Regions from separate parts of the Homo sapiens genome. Here region 2 is linked to region 1. A link is a contact called in ENCODE Hi-C data. All regions are on one chromosome and are shown on one strand. Each heading gives the region's core, a stretch centred on a gene start or an enhancer-like site at or near the end of the contact. The rest is flanking DNA. Distances are from core to core; before and after follow the strand shown. Region 1 holds the start of C4orf54 (chromosome 4 open reading frame 54). Region 2 holds the start of DDIT4L-AS1 (DDIT4L antisense RNA 1).

Region 1 (5,300 bases), core at 1,034-3,533:
AGTCTTTCTCATTTTGTATGATAGATATAAATGGTCAGATTGTTTTCTAAAAAGTTGCTCTAATTTGCATCTCAGTACTTGAGGTTTGTGAAGGTTTGAATGTGAGATTTAAAGAAAGCGAAGACATGACATCTTAAATAATTTTCAAAAATATTCATAGAAATAGAAAGCTAAAAAATAAAATATTGAGTGTATCTTTACAGGCTCGTGTTTGAAATTGCTGAAGTCTGAAATCAGATGTGTAGGGAGAAGAAACATTTTCCAAAATAAACAGAAACAGAAACATGGTTTTAGCCCCAAAAATGCAATATCAAGAATTAAAAGGTGAAAAAAATTATTTCTTAAAAAAAATCACAGAAATAAGTCACTCATGTGGTTCATAGACAGGTAGCTGAGCTGGCTGGTTAATGAAACACTGTTTCAACATCAACCTGAAAAAACTTACAGTAACTTCTTAAAGCCTAATGAGGCAGCTCTTCTGTCCTGCCCTCCACAATGGGGAGGGTATCCTTGGCCACTCACTTTTCGGGTCCTATATCGTTCATGCTGGGATAACAGACAGAGGTCTCGGATAAAATGGACCAAGATTTAGGGTTAGGCTACTTGAAGTTGCCAGTATTATATAGAGAAAGATTTGTTTGTCCTGTTGATATTTCATTCTGAGGCTAGTCTGGAAGGAATAATTTTCCATTATCCAGCAAAATCTGAAACACCAAAACTTCCACAACTCCCTTGAGAGAAAGCCAGATGAAAACCACTATCTGGGACAACAAGTCAGGTACTAAGAGGAAAAAGAGGGGCAATGGGAGTGAGGAAAGGGAGGGCAGATGCCTAACAGACCATTCAGAGAGGAGAAGGAGAGGGAGGGAGATCAGAGAGGAGTGACTCCTTGATATACAACCTGATGCAAGGGGGAAAGTAGCAAACATTTTTGCATCACCTCTGGCCTCTGTGTGCAGGCTTGAGTGGCTGTTAGTAAGGTTTTATTTCTGGTGGTGAATTGTTTCTTCCTGTCCTTCCAAGTTTTAATGGCATAGCTAAGGGGTTGCATCTACAATGTGTATGGCATGATTCTACAATAACGTGCTCTTCTTTGCACAAGAAGATAGTGCTACTTATTCATCCTCACGGTACATGCTGTTTTTCTATTCACAGGGATAGTTTTATACTAATCCTGCCACTCCGTTTCCTTGGACTCCATGGTGACCAACTGTTCCTGTGTGCAGGCAGCTGGTTGAGGCTGTGAAACAGCTAACTGGCCAGCAGTGGGCATGACCCTGTGACCTCCACCAAATAGACTGAATGCTCAATCATCAACTTAGCGTGAGCTCCAGTCACTCAGAGCTGGGTTCTAATCAAGGCTCCAGCACTTATGATTATGAAAAGTCATTCAGGGCACATGTCTTCACTCAGCCTCCAATTCTTATCTATAAATGGGAATAATAGTTGTTCTTTCATGGTATGTTTGAGAGGAGTAATGAGCAAAAATATGTAAAGGATTTACCCCAATAGACAAATAAATAGCACTCTTTGGCACCCTCAGGAAAAAAGATAATACGGTGCCTCTCCTTCAGATGTAATTCTTTTGCATGCCTACCTTGGCCAGGAGGAGAAACAGCTGGCCACCCTCTGAGTATTAATCTGTGGCCCGCAGAAGAGACTCCTTTCCATCAGTGTGTGTGAATAGCTGTGCAAGTGTCTATGGAAAGCCTGACACAAAATTTCAGGTAGTCAGAGAATATCCCTCACCCACCACATCCCAGAAAATCCTGAGAAGGTCTGTGTTTGGTAAATCCTTTTTCTGACTCCTTATTTGAGTCTGAGTTTGACTCTCTCTTCATTTCTGGTCTAGTGGTACACCTTTGATAAACTGTTCTTCCTTTTGAATAACATATTTATTTATCTTATTATGCCACTGTCAGAAACCCTAAATATAGCCGTGTCCTTTTACCAACTGGTGGATAGTCTGGCCTTCATTCTTTTACATACCATCATCTCCAACACTTTCAGGGAATGCTAAGAAACTTTCTCTGCAGAGATAAAAATAATGATACTGAGTCATTGCCTTTGTTACTCTTTGAATTCCCATATAAAGTTATCAACTAAGTGTACCTAGCCTGGTCTAGCAAGTATGCCTGCTTAATATGGTTTAATGCTGGTGACATTAGTCACTGTTAATTGCTCAAGAGTTGAGATCAGGTAGGCAATCACTGAGTTCATCTGTTAAAAAAATGACTGTAGTCATATTAAGGAATAAAAGGCTCCATGGCTACCTAATGACTGCAAGTTATTTCAACAAAACTGACAACATCCATTTTCATAGTAACATATACTACTCCAGAACTCTGAAAATGCCAGAGGGAAAGCAGTTTGGGGTTCTTAATTGTTTTACTTTAGCCTTTATCGTTTTTCTATTTATCAGTTGTTTTTTGCTTTTAATAGAGTCTGTTCTATTCAAAATTTTCAGCTCACATGGTTTTTAAAGAGAATTTGTGGTTTGAATTAAACCCGACTGGAAATTGACTTCATTTGAAAAAGATTTCTCTTCAAATTTTTTCCTACACTGGCATTCATTTAGCTAGAAAGCAGTAAAGGAGCCACACAGATACTTTGGAGGTAAGTACTACTGTCAGAATGATGCTCTCTCTTTGCCTCTTGGGGAGTTTTAACTAGGGCTGTGCTCTGTGGAGGAAGCAAGATGCTGCAGGTAGATTTTCAGAACTTTGGGTATTAAGCAATTATGTTTTAACCTACACTTAGGGCATATGACCTTCCAATTTTGTAGTGTGCCAACTGCAGAGAGAAACTCAGCTGAAATCTGTTGTCATGACAGACAAGGCCATATGAAAAGTGCTGGAAAATTCCTCCTTAGACTATAATTGACTTGATGGGCAGAAACTCTGCCTTCTATTCCACTATGGAGTATGTATGCACCACAGTGCTCACAGCTGTGTTCATGGTTTATCGTCCAAGACACGGTTAGCCTCAAAGCAAAATTTAAATGGGACATTGAAAATACTCAGCTTGCCTGAAGGAGCCAACTATATGTTATTTCATTTTATTTCTAGGATTATGATCCTTAATCCCTGAGTACATAATGTGTACACAGTTTTGTTATATGAAAAACCAGAAAAAACAAACAAGTTATATGGTATATGTGTGGTCACGCAGATGAAATGAAATTGCCTAGTGGATAAGTGGCTTCCTTCTAATTGTGAATCCGGGTGCCCTGCAGAGTATTTGAGCATGGAAGTCAGCAACACTGTGTAGCATAATGGTAAAGGTCCAAGCTCTGAAGCCAGACTGCCTGGGTTTGAAGTCTGTCACATAATTTCTTAACATCATTCTGCCTCAGCTTTTCCATCTATAAGGAATTAGAACAATGATTACACCTAACTCATCAAGTTGTTATGGGGATCAAATAAATTAATACACACACATTTAAAAATGTTTCAAGTAGTTCTTGGCACATAGTAAATGCTATGTAAGTCTTAGCTGTGAATATTGTAATTACTATCATTAAGAATCTAAGAGCTGGGCATTGTGGCTCACGCCTGTAATCCCAGCACTTTGGGAAGCCGAGACGAGTGGATCACCTGAGGTCAAAAGTTCGAGACCAGCCTGCCAATATGGTGAAACCCCATCTCTACTAAAAACACAAAAATTAGCTGGGCGTGGTGGGGTGCTCCTGTGGTCCCAGCTGCTAAGGAGGCTGAGGTACGAGAATTGCTTGAACCCGAGAGGCAGAGGTTGCATTGAGGCAAGATCATGCCACTGAACACCAGCCTAGGCAATAGAGTAAGTCTCCGTCTCAAAAGAAAAAAAAAAAACTAAGATAAAAAAAAACATGGCTCTCTATAATCAAAGAGTTGATTGCACATTTAGCAAGTTCTCTCGCTCTTTACTCTTTCATTCTCTTCCTTTCTTTGTTTCTTTCCTTTTCCTTTCCTCTTTTACTCTCTTCACCTAGATCTCTGGCTTTATGTCTATATTCTGATTCTTGGTATTTTTAGTCTTGCCTTAAGTCATACTTTTAATGGCAGTGGTGTGGGCAGAAAGGAGTTGAGAGGATAACGGCAGGCTTGTGTTGTCCACAGCCCAAGTATGAGAAGGTAGATGCTTCAGTTGTTAGGGGCTCCCACTCCATACCTACCCACATGCCTATTCGGAGGAAAGAACATTTTTCTGTGTGGAGGTGGCATTCATGTTGAAAGGGGATGGTTGATGGTGTTATTTTTGTTCCCTGCAAATGTGGTTGTTTAAAATAGTGCTTTATTCAATCGGCATAAGTGACACATAGACTATGTATAGTGGTGGAACTGGGCCTGGCAGGTGACAAGGGTCAGATCTCACCAAAATCAAGCATCATGGTTCTCCACCGATAGTACCCAAGGAATCAGCTCTGAGGATGGCCAGCACAGACCCCCATCTTAAGTTGACTGGCAAATTTGCTTGCACAACTACCAAATTGTCTGAAATGGAGGTACCTCAGAGCCAGTGAACGGGGATTTTGGCTTCGTTTCCATGGGGCATGCCAGTGGGTCACATTTCCTCTCTGAATCTCCCTCCAAGCCGCACTGTACTCTTGAAGGGTAAGTGTATTTGTTATTCTTTTGCTTTTTGACTCAGTGCCCTGCAGGCCTGGAATTCAGCCAGCGTAACCGAATCATGAGGCTGCAGCTCAGGCTATATTTAATTGGAGGTTTGTTGTCTTGCCATGGTTCTACAAGTTTAGGGATCTTTTTTGAGATTGATTAAGGCACTGTAGGGATTTGAAGTAGTGTCAATTTTGGCTCCATGTGCCCTTTTTAGTGACCATAATGAAAAGTTTGCTTAAAGTGTTAAGTTTAGGTCTTTGAAAATTGCCCTTTTATACTTTGAGTCACCACAGTAAGGATTCTAGGAGAGATTCTTCTATTTTGAACCAAACAGGTCGTGTTTCATAGAGTGTAACTTTGGGGAAAGAGGGATGGAATATTCTATTCTTATGAAAAGTTTTACTACCAAAACTCATCTGATTTGGCTCTCCAAAGAAAAAGAAATGCATAGATTTTGAGGCAAATATAAGGCTACCATATGTACCAGGGAGACTTTGAAATATTTCCAGAGTGTCCTTAATTCATGCGAAATGCGTGAAAAATTTGAATTTTATTTAAGAACAAGTGGGGGGAACCATTTAATCAAAAACTTGAGAGTGAAAGATGGCTGTGAGGAAAGAATAATTTCATACTTGCTAGACATCGCTATAATAGATTACATAGAACATTTGGCTGATTTGAATTAGAATCCACATGCCTCCT
Region 2 (5,300 bases), core at 1,222-3,721, 530 kb before region 1:
CGCTTTTAAGTAGATAAAAAAGGACATTCTTAATTATTCCAGGTATGTGTTTTACCTCAATCATTCCTTATGCCCTGTATGTCCTGAGAGCAAGGCCCATTCAGCCAAGAAGATATTATTTGAAGTCTTTTGTACATAAGTAAATTGTTTTCTGAAGTCAAATCCCAAAGGGCTTTGCAAAATTTCATTTAGTCAGGTGGGCCAAGAGCAACTACTACTTTCTGTAAGTTCCAATAATCTTTCTGGCCCTATGGGGGCATTTACTCTATGAATTATGCCTAAATACCCTAAGGAAATTGAAACGAGTAATTTCTTTATTTCGCTAGTATTGGTTCAGACCACTCATTATATTAATTCTAAAAATCCTCCTTGGAGGCAGGTTAAGTGGCAGCCTCATTAGTAATGCTGCCCAGACAAGGACAAGAGGCTCTGTGGCCTGCCCAGGGACTGACTGTCAGGCGGCTGGCATCCAACTCCTGACCATGGGCCCATCCATTGGTCCTGAACACCCTAGCCACTGAAACCGCTTTTTAATTGGCTTAAATGGGCTTGTTTATTTTCCACTTTTCTGTTTATTGAAGTAGAAGTGGAAACTGGCCTTCAAAGACCAGTCTATCAGCATCTCCTTCCTTGGCTCGCCTGACCTTCAGGCAGTGCAGCTGCCTGAACTGAGTTAAAAATGGACTGTCAAGCTGGCTTTAATTTCTGCTGCTCTGCGTCCGAATGTCCTCCCACTGATCTGTTTATCACACCCTCTATACCCCTTCTGTTGTTGTTTTTCTAAGAGTTTTATGCCAGGACAGCTGAAACTGCCTTTCAAGGTTCTAACCTGCAAATCCTTCTACACATAATCCTAGAGGGCCTGGGAGCCAACACTGGGATCTCTACTGTAGGAACAACCTTCTCCCTCCAGGCATCCCCTAACGCACCCCAAGCTGACTCTCTGAACAGATCATCTCCTACTGGCACACCAAAGCGAGAAAACCGTGGCTTAATAACTTTGGAAGAAAAAAATCAGGTTTGGCTTCTTGCTCATGGGCTATGCGGGCATGTTGCCTCTTTCCAGGGCTCCTCTGCCTCTCTGTGTGTTCCTGTGCAGGACCGCACGGAGCCCTCACAGGGATTATCTGCTGATCCCCAGCAGAATATAAAACTCTTTATCTTCAGTCTCTGAAACCTCTTCAAAATATCCCAAACCAAAGATCCTCCCAACAGGGCTCGCCAGAAACTTCTGCCTCCGGAAATGACAGTTGCTCTCGATGCACGGATAGAGGAGTACCTAAGATCCTACTAATGGTATTGTGTGTTTCTTGGCAAACTCCCGCTCAATTCAAGCTCCCCGCGCTCTGGGGCAAGGTCTAATTAGAAGAGTGCCAGGCTCACCCTTCCTGCGAAGAAAACGCATTAGCCACAGATGTAAGTGCACGAAGAATGCCAGGGAGCCACGGAGTGCGTGGGGTCATTAAGGCCCTTCTTAAAATGCTGGCGAGCCTTCGATGCGGGAAAGGAAAACTAGATCTGACCGCTTGCAGCAGAGGAGGATACAGAAACCCTGGGAGGCAGAGTAGAGTTGACTGGGTTAGAGGCCAGAAATAAGTGCATAAATGATGCTCAGTGGACGTTGCAACAGATTTAAGCCAAGTGTTCAGGATGACACAGCAAAGCCCCAGGACAAGGAAATGCACAGATCGCTTAAAGCTTCCCGCTGCCGGGAGCAGCCTGAGTGTGAAAGCGCGGACGCTCGGGGAGGGGTCGCACTGAACAATCAGGTTCAGGCTTTGACGAGTCGTGCACCCGGAATTGCGGTCCCAGTGGCCCGAGATCTACCCTGGAAGCAACAGGTGTCCGCTCTACCACAGGCTTATCCTCAACTCCCTGTGGCTAGGCTCGGGCTCCCTGGAAGTGTAGAGGTTGAAAGGGGACCAGACTCTGGAGGGGAGGGGCGGGGCGCTGGCCGGGGAGGGGCGGTGCAGGTGGGCGGGCCTGAGCAGGGTGGGGACTGGACCTATAAAGTTCTCGCTGCCCCGGAGGCTATGCTACTGCGAGGAGCCGGCGCAGGGTGGCCCGGGAGGGGTGAGCAGGGTGCCGCTGGCTGCTGGGGTCTGCAGGTCACCGAGTCCCCAGGAGAGGGGACTCCTAAGAAGCCACCTGCCTGTGTTTACCCGGCAGCGAGCGCGCAGGCCCCCGCGAACTCCTGGCAGGTGAGCGAAGCTGCGGCCTTGGTGGGGGCAGCGGGGCCGGGGGGCGCTCCGCGGGGCAGGTCGCTTCCAAGTTTTGCGAACTGTTGAGTTAGTTTCAGGTTGCGGCTCCGCTCCCAGGGCTTTGTCAAATTGAGTTGCAGAGGCCGGTTCCACCCCTTTGGCAAAGGAGTTCCTCCGCTAGTTCGCTCCCGGGACGCCGGGCATTTTAGGAGCCTCTGCACGACTCGCCTGCTTTTGCAAATCCGTCTCTTCTCGCCTCATTTTTTCCAGCGCTCAGGAAAGGCCGTTGCGCCTCGCGAAGGAAACAGAGCCGTTGACCATGGTTGCAACTGGCAGTTTGAGCAGCAAGAACCCGGCCAGCATTTCAGAATTGCTGGACTGTGGCTATCACCCAGAGAGCCTGCTAAGTGGTGAGTGTCCCCGCTGTCCACCCTTCTCCCCTCCCAAGGTCGGTGCCTCTGGATCTATTGGGTGGGCGGGCTTTCGACTTCCTCCCCTACCTCTATGTAGGAGGTGCCACAAAATCCATCTGAGGAGACTCCTTTCCAAATTTTCTAACATCTTCTCTCCATGATAGAAACAAAAGTAGCAAAAGTAGAATACCCGAGGGCTGCATCTTTCTAGTCTGGTGCCAGTAGGCCCCTTGGGATTAAGTTCCTTATCTTACATGATTGTGAAGAACACAGTTATGTGTGTTTTAGCAAATGTATTTACCCTGTAATCAATATCGCCCCTCCCCCTGAATTCCGACGCACCTATTTGCCAGGTATTCCTCACTCTCCCCTGACTCCAGGGAACTACTGATCTGATTTTTATCATTCCAAGTTAGTTTTGCCTTTAGGTAAGTGGAACCATACAGTAGGTATTCTTTTGTGTCTGGTTTCTTTCCCGCAGCCTAATGTTTTTGAGATTCTTTTATGTCCGTTGCTTAAATCAGTGTGTTCGTGTTTATTGTTTATTACTGAGTAGGATTTTCAGTCGTGGATATATCCATTATTCCATTTTTAATGTGAGAAGGAAACTGTTGAACAGCAGCGGTGCTTGACTTGCTGTCATTTGGAATTTTAACAGCAGTTTCTAGGTGAACACACTGCTCTGACACTAAAGAGCTGTAAGAGCATAGATAAACTGCTTAAGCTCTTCGTGTTTTTCTCCTTTCAAGGTGAAGTGGTTGATGACCTAATTTACAGGCCAGAACTCCAAACTTACACGAAGTGGAGAGGAAAAGCCAGTGGCTGATGAAGGTGGAGTAGGCTTAGAGAGAGGAGCTGGGAGGGCATCTGCCTGCACCTTGTTCATTTGACTCCGTGTGGTGTGGCATCCTGCCAAGGGGTAGGATTAATTTGAGGTGTAGGTGACCAAATGCAGAGCTATCTCTTTTCCTTTGAGCCCAGCTAATTTTATTTCCCTAGGACTATTTTGTTTTGCTTGGCTAAGAAAAACCACCCAGCCGGTTACAAATATCCTCATGAACCTCAAAGGTCTTCTCTGCACAATTTTTAATTAAAGAGGCTAAAGCTAAAATTGGGACCTACAGGCCACTCCAGTAAAGACTTAAAGACACAAATTTGATAGATCTTTAATATAACTCTTAAAGCTTTAATACAACTCTTCAAACATAATAGTAAAAATTCTTTATTTTACAATACATGTATTCCTACAGTTAGAAAGTAACAACCCCTTAGTCCAAAAAACAAAGTTATAACTTTTTATTCCAGAAGTAATGCATGTTTTCTGTAAAACAAAATTAGAAAACCCCCATAAGCAAGTAGGAGAAAAGAAAAGAAAATCACCAATAATCTGGGATAATCACAAGTAGATTTTTGATGCATAGTCTTCACGGTTGTGTGTGTGTTTTGTGTACACACATAAATTTAAAGAAAAGTGGTTACATCCTATCTACTCTATTTATCTAAACCTTTATTTCATACATGAACTTTCATTCATGAGAGCTTAAATTATTCGCTATATTACCTAGCTAGTTAACAGTTAATTGAGGTCAGCTGACTCTGAAACAAATACAAGAAAAAGGCAGACATGGTAGATAGAGGTAACCAATGTTGATATCTTGGTGTTTTTTTTCTACTCTTAAATTTTTTCTTCTGTATCTAAAAAGAAAACTCCATTTCTTACAGATTTTGACTACTGGGATTATGTTGTTCCTGAACCCAACCTCAACGAGGTAATATTTGAGGAATCAACTTGCCAGAATTTGGTTAAAATGCTGGAGAACTGTCTGTCCAAATCAAAGCAAACTAAACTTGGTTGCTCAAAGGTCCTTGTCCCTGAGAAACTGACCCAGAGAATTGCTCAAGATGTCCTGCGGCTTTCCTCAACGGAGCCCTGCGGCTTGCGAGGTTGTGTTATGCACGTGAACTTGGAAATTGAAAATGTATGTAAAAAGCTGGATAGGATTGTGTGTGATTCTAGCGTCGTACCTACTTTTGAGCTTACACTTGTGTTTAAGCAGGAGAACTGCTCATGGACTAGCTTCAGGGACTTTTTCTTTAGTAGAGGTCGCTTCTCCTCTGGTTTCAGGAGAACTCTGATCCTCAGCTCAGGATTTCGACTTGTTAAGAAAAAACTTTACTCACTGATTGGAACAACAGTGATTGAAGGGTCCTAAAAAGGGAAAATATATAAAGATTATTTCATGATTGGGTAGTAAAACTATTCAGCTAGTCAGCTAAAGTCATTTGTAGTTTGCCCCACCTGCCCTAAATAAGAAACCCCAAATGTAGTCTCTTTTCTTTCTGTGTTTCACATTCATAGCAACTGCAGCTAACAGGCTGATTTTCTGGCCTTTGGAGAAGTGATTCAAAATAGTGTAGATTTTCTGCATAGATCCCATTTTTGTACAGAATTGAATGGGATGGAATAGGTAAGCAAAAGTAGAAGCCCATTTGAGTTTTACATTTGATTCCACAATTTGGTTTCAGGTAGGCTTGGTAATAGACTATATAAACCAGATTTGCCTATTTTGATTTTCATATGGCTTTTTTTTCTGTAAGTTTTCAGAGGATTTTTTAAATCACAGAATCATACTAAATGATATTTAGCCTATCAAAACTTCCAAAAGCCCACACCACCAGTTCCTGA

What was found. Hi-C counts contacts between places; a loop is a spot of excess contacts on that map.
Region 2: a map of gastrocnemius medialis shows a loop between it and region 1 (3-fold over the local background). The contact joins the promoter of DDIT4L-AS1 here to the promoter of C4orf54 in region 1. A Hi-C loop is called at or near these places in 1 of 168 maps with a recorded cell type or tissue (gastrocnemius medialis).

Annotation. Positions count from the first base shown.
Region 1 is chr4:99,654,811-99,660,110 of GRCh38, reverse strand. C4orf54 (chromosome 4 open reading frame 54) reads left to right here and starts at 2,283. Exons shown (of 3, transcript NM_001354435.2): 1 at 2,283-2,616.
Region 2 is chr4:100,187,204-100,192,503 of GRCh38, reverse strand. DDIT4L-AS1 (DDIT4L antisense RNA 1) reads right to left here and starts at 2,471. Exons shown (of 5, transcript NR_125924.1): 1 at 2,430-2,471. DDIT4L (DNA damage inducible transcript 4 like) reads left to right here and starts at 2,036. Exons shown (of 3, transcript NM_145244.4): 1 at 2,036-2,201; 2 at 2,472-2,611; 3 at 4,337-5,300. The coding sequence starts at 2,521. The coding sequence ends at 4,827.